Linked DNA regions of Homo sapiens: region 1 is linked to region 2. Evidence: chromatin contacts called from ENCODE Hi-C or POLR2A ChIA-PET data. All regions are on one chromosome and are shown on one strand. Each heading gives the region's core, a stretch centred on a gene start or an enhancer-like site at or near the end of the contact. The rest is flanking DNA. Distances are from core to core; before and after follow the strand shown. Region 1 holds the start of ADSS1 (adenylosuccinate synthase 1). Region 2 overlaps LOC124903392 (a long non-coding RNA gene).

The links. A loop is a pair of places that touch in the nucleus more often than their neighbours do. ChIA-PET counts read pairs that join two places held with the same protein, here RNA polymerase II (POLR2A).
Region 1: a map of gastrocnemius medialis shows a loop between it and region 2 (3-fold over the local background). The contact joins the promoter of ADSS1 here to the enhancer-like site in region 2. A Hi-C loop is called at or near these places in 1 of 168 maps with a recorded cell type or tissue (gastrocnemius medialis). POLR2A ChIA-PET finds 5 or more read pairs at or near these places in 1 of 52 experiments (activated CD8-positive, alpha-beta T cell).

What each region holds. Positions count from the first base shown.
Region 1 is chr14:104,722,928-104,725,667 of GRCh38, reverse strand. It overlaps ADSS1 (adenylosuccinate synthase 1), which reads right to left and starts at 1,439. Exons shown (of 13, transcript NM_152328.5): 1 at 1,206-1,439. The coding sequence starts at 1,397. RefSeq lists an enhancer at 1-392 and a silencer at 1,223-1,632.
Region 2 is chr14:103,547,749-103,550,448 of GRCh38, reverse strand. It overlaps LOC124903392 (a long non-coding RNA gene), which reads left to right. Exons shown (of 2, transcript XR_007064357.1): 2 at 1-2,700. It also overlaps the pseudogene RNU7-160P. Among named protein-coding and RNA genes, the nearest start is that of BAG5, 14 kb to the left of the region's middle. Within about 2 kb of position 1,353, at least 10 of the 41 ENCODE cell types and tissues checked have a DNase peak (open chromatin) inside an H3K27ac peak, as active enhancers do.

The sequences.
Region 1 (2,740 bases), core at 190-2,689, 1.2 Mb before region 2:
GGACCACCTCTAGGACCTGGGGGATCTCTGGAGCGAGGGATGTGCTTGCCTGCTGCTTAGGACGGAGAGCAAGGGGGGAGGTCCCCCACTGTTCCAGGAAGAACTTTCTAGGAAGCCACAGTCCCTTCCGGCAGGAGGGGCTCGGACAGCCCTGAGCCACACAGGGTGCTGGGCTGACTCCCTTCGTCTTGGGCCCCAGCCCTCCTCTCTGGAGCTCAGGAAGGAGGCCACAGAACCCGGAGAAGGGACGGTGCGGGGGCCCTTGTTCCATTATTGGCAGCAGCCCCAGGCAGGCTCCAAACCCCAGACGCGTGCATCCCAAAGTTGACCCCTTTGTGCCTGGAGCTGTAAGTCAGCCCATGGGCAGCAGACTTGGCTGCCCTGGCATGGGGCATGTAGCCCCAGGGTGGCGGCCCGAGAGAGTGCCCAGTGTGCAGCTCAGTCAGAACAGATGGGGGCGCTGAGAGCAGCTGCCGGCTGGCAGAGGCCCAGCCCTGGGCCCTGGGGGACAAAGCAGGTCTGGCCTCCTCGGTGGCACTGCCAGCCACGGGGTCACCCTGGCCAGAAGTCTGTGGCCCTCCCTCTCCCATGTCTGGCTAGGATCGTCCCAAGCACCCTCCCTCAGGCGCGGCCCCAATTGCCCCCCAGGACGGCCTGGCCCCCTTCCACCTCTGCCTCTCCTTGGCTGACTCACCGGGGTCACCCCCACCCAGCAGGCAGCTTTTACCCCCTCCACCACCTGCAGACCTTGCGGGGAGCCAGGTAAGCCCTATCCCAGACCCAGACAGGCCCCAGGTGATCACTGTAAATGAGGAAGGGGGGTGTCTTGGGGGTCCTCAAACCATCCTGGGGCTGGGTCCTCTGGTTCCCCCATGGAGGGTCCAGCGTCACACCCATGGCATGCGCCACCCCCTAAGGATCGGGTGTCCCCAACTCAGCGACTTGTATTTATAGCTGTGCCCTGGCCCGCTGCCGGGGTGGTGGAGTAGGGGTGGGTGGAAGGAGGGCGGTGTGTGTGGGTCGGGGGTTGTGTGAGTGGTGCGTGTGCGTGCGTGGGTGGGGTGGCCCTGGGAAAGGTGCTCCCGGAAGGAAGGCATCCAAGCGGGTGAGTGACCGGCCAGGGCATGGGAGGACAGGGGCCGTCTGGGTCGGGGGAGGGGGGCTCGCTGGGCGGTGGGGGAGGGACCCGGCGCCCCAGCCCGCACCTGGCAGCGGCTGATGATGTCGGCGTCCGTGGCCAGCAGGTCCACCACCTTGCCTTTGCCCTCGTCCCCCCACTGCGCGCCCAGCACCACCGTCACGCGGGAGCCGGTCGCCGCCGCCTCCTGCTGCAGCCGCCCCCGCTTGACGCCGCCTGCGCCGGGGGGCCGGTCGTTGGAGGCTCGGGTCCCCGACATGCTGGCTTGGCTCTTCCGCTGCGCTGGCCCGGCCAGGAGCCCGCCGCCGCCGGCGTCCGCGCCATTAAATGGAGCCGGGCCGGGGCAGGGGGCGGGGCAGGGGGCGGGCCGGGGGAGGGCCAGGGCGGGCGCAGTGACGCCCCGGTGACCTCCGGCCGCCACATCCCCGCCCCCTCGCCGCTGCCCGGGAAGCCCAGTTGAGTCTCGAGCACTTTAGGGGTGAGGGGCCGCACGGACCAACGGCCAGGCAGGCAGATGGCCTGGGGAGCCGCCCCCACGAATTTGCCAACGGAGGCAGTTTCTCGCTAGCCCGTCGGGGACCAGGGCTTGTGCACCGCGACCTCACCCCCCACCAAGCCCTTGCCGGGCCCAGGACTTCGGGGTTCCAGCAACTGCAGGGGTGGTCGTTCCCTCCAGGGAAGGAGTGCGGTTTGCAAAAGGGGAGCTGCGTCCTGCACCCCACCTAGAGGGTCCGCACTCTCGAGGAGCGCACCTGCCCCCCGTGGAACCCCGAGTGCCCTGGGCGCGGGCGCGCCCCCTGGCGGCCGCGAAGAGCCGCGCAGCGCGTCCTCTCCGAGGACTTTGTGTCCCCGCAACTGCCCGCACTTCTGCCCCACGGCAGGGGCCCCGCGTCCCGCCCGGGCGCGCTGTGGCTCGGGCCTGGCTGTAGCGAGCAGGCGGGCTCCAGCATGGAGCTCCGGCCCTCAGCACCCAAGTCTGGGGTAAAGGGACCCATCCTGTCAGCGTCACCTGGCTGGCATGGGAGCAACCCCCAGGGATGCACGCCACCGTGGGGCCCAGGTTCCCAAGAGGTCCCACACCAGACCTTCCCGGCCCAGCCTGTGGAGGGACTAGGCCCCAGAGGGAGGCGATGGTCTGCGAGGCTCCCGTGTTCCCGGCTGGTTGTCCTGTCTCACCCATCCCGCCCCACCCCTCCCAAGTAGATGAGGCTTGGAGGAAGCCAGCCCTGGTGGCCAAGAGAAGGGTCCTGGGGCCCCAAGGGCGGAAAAGAGAATCAGGTTCTTGCTTCAGAGCAGGGAGGCGGGGTCCTTTGTTCCCTCCCTGACGGCTCTCAGTTGCCAAAGAGCCTGGAGCCACGAGGCCCCTTGGGCTCAGGGCAACTCCAAGGCTAGTGACAGGGAGTCCATGGAGACGGGACACTCCCTGTGAGGAAGGAGTGGAGCTTGGGCCTGTCACAGCAAAGGTCGCTCACACTGAGTTAGTGATTCAGGTGCAGCCAAGGACACCACTGCCCACCCCTGCCTGCAGCCTCCCCACCCCTCCTCTCTTGGCACCTGACCGTGCCCCAGCCTGGGGGAGAGGGGCTGTTTGAAGCCTGGCCT
Region 2 (2,700 bases), core at 104-2,603:
GATTGAGGAAGACGTTTTTTTTTCTTTTTCTTTCTTTATTTAAAGGGCTTTCCAGTAAAAATCGGAAAACCTGCTAGTCAAATTCTAGAAGAGCTGTGACACTGGAAAAGACATTTTTGTAGCTAAGTTCATGAACAAATTCACACGCTCCACACTGCCGCCTTCTCGGCCTCCCTTTCCCCAGCCGATCTCCATCACCTGCCCCTGCCCTCAAAGCACCGAGTCCCCCAGGGCCTGTGCCTCAGGGCAGCTGCCAGGACTGCCAGTCCCCACCAGGGGCTGTCTCCCTCCCTGGGGGACACGCTCAGAGCTGCACTGGCTGGGGAGGCTCTGGGCGGAAGGGTGGAGAGACAAAGAGGTCTTTGTGTCCCTCTGGCTGGATGGGAGGACAGACAGGTCAGCCAAGGCTGTGTGACTGGTGAGGCCCACCCAAGGTCCCAGACTCCTGCCACCACCTACCTGGGGCCCTGACATGTGCAAGACATCTCTGTGTGCCTCAGTTTCCCGGCTGCGAGGTGGGGTCAGGCCACGCACCAGCCTGCCTCCCCACCTGGCTTCCCGCCCGGCGTCACCAGCCCTCACAGCTTCATGTTCCTGCGGTTTACCACTTTGGTGTCTTTCCTGGCCCCTTCCCCACGGGCACGTGAACTCGCCGCATCCCCAGTGCTTTCACAGACTGGTGAGGGCTGGGAAGGGCAGACCCACAGAGGGCCATAGCCGTGTGGGGTGGGGCACCCAGGACTGCTGCGTGGACCAGGAGGGAGGAAGAAGACCAGAAGCCGTGTCCTGGCAGCTCGGAGGCCCTGCGCCTGCAGAGGCCGCTGCGGGGCAAGGTCAGGCGGGGCCGGGATCTGGCTCTGGCCTAGGTGAGGGGTGGCCAGGTGAGCAGAAGGAGCTCCCCAGGGCCGCCTCTGTCACCTCATTTTCCTGCCAGGCCTGGGGCAGGGAGGGTGCCCAGCAAGCATCTGCAGGCTGACAGAAGGGCATGGTGCCCGAGGCTCAGTGTGGCTGGGAGCCAGGACAGAGCCATCTTCCCGCCTCTGGGTCCCAGGCCAGCCCTTCCCAGGTTGGGCAGGCTGGGCCTAGAGAGGCACCAGGGCTCTGCTCACAGGGACAGAAATGGATGCGGAGGGCCAGCCGGGTTCCTTGAGGTCCCTCTCCCTTCTGCTGTCTCTGGGTGTACCAGTCACCCAGAGAGGGTGAGAGTGGAACGGCCGCTGTCTGGTGCTGGGTCACGGGCAGAAACAGCCTCATGGCCAGGCCACCTGATGGCCATTCCCACAGGAAGGACTGGCTTCTGTGCTGTGTCCCAGCTCTGGCATGACCAAGCCATCCTCTGACCACCAGCAGCCACGCCTGGCTTCAGAGAAGCCAGAGAGCCCAGTGGGCCACGTGGACCCCAGCGGGCACCACGTGCCAGATGTCAGCTGCAGTCAGTCTCCAACCACAGTGCCTGCGCTCTGCCCCACCCTGCCTCATCGTCCTCAGAGGGCTTAGCACGATGCCAGGGGCCCCGCCACCTGAGACCCTGAAGACGCCAAACTTGTTCCGTTCCTGCTTGTATCCCCAGTACCTAGAGCAGCACCTGGCTCAACACGCTGACACCTGTGGGTGCACTCTGCAGGTGGCGTGGGCCCCGGGGGCAGCAGGAGCAGAGCCCAGGGGGACGGTTTTGCCTCCTGAGTCGGGGAACATGCTGCAAAGCTCTGTGGGCACCTGTCTTGTGGGGCACGGGGGGTCAGCAGGAACCGGCACCCTCAGGCGTGGCTGGGTGTACATGAGCTCTGTGCGTGTGCCACCAGGATCACCCATGTTGGGGGAGTCAGGGCCCCGCTGGGTGTACCCTTTACCTGGAGCCTGGCACAGAGGCAGGGCCTTCGGGTGGAGGGGCATGCCCTTGCTGATGGCCAGAGATGAAAGTGAGACCCAGAAAGAGATCAGGAAACTGGGATGTTCAGATTCTCCCGGGGGCCCCTCCAACTCTGCTCCTCGGGCGCAGCCGGCATTTCTCTGCACGTGGGGATGTAAAGGAAAATGAAGACTTTTCAAAAGCAGAGCCCAGAGCCAGGGCCGGGCACACTGGAGGCCCTGGAAGAACTTCAGGCAGCGGGTAGGGGACAGCGCCAGGACTGCCAGGGCTTCCTGGGCCCCACAAGCCAAGGGAGGTTTGGAGGCTTTGCTGAGTGCCCCTGGGGGCAGCAGTGGGGTTGGGGGAGGGGGGTGGGAAAGGATTTGGGGGCAGTGAGGACGGCACCAGGGGATGCGGGCACCCAGGGTTCTGGCCTGGCTGGCAGGAGGAGGGGTGAGCCATGGGGGCGGGGTCACAGAAGCATGGGCAGCAGAACCCACTGGGCCTCGCCGATAGCTGCTTATTAAAGGTGCTGGGGTACAAAAATTAGCTGGGCGTGGTGGCGGGCGCCTGTAGTCCCAGCTGCTCGGGAGGCTGAAGCATGAGAATTGCTTGAACTCAGGAGGCAGAGGTTGCAGTGAGCCGAGATCGTGCCACTGCACTCCAGCCCGGGCGACAGAGCAAGACTATCACACGCAAAAAATAAAAAATGGAAAAAAAAAATTAAAAAACGTGCTGGGGATGTCAGGGTGCAGGCGTGGGGCAGCGAGGCGCCCAGCTGCCTTCTTGAGCTGTGGTCTGGTCTGGGCATTGCCTGCAGATGGCCACAGCAGGCCCAGGGTGCTCTTGGC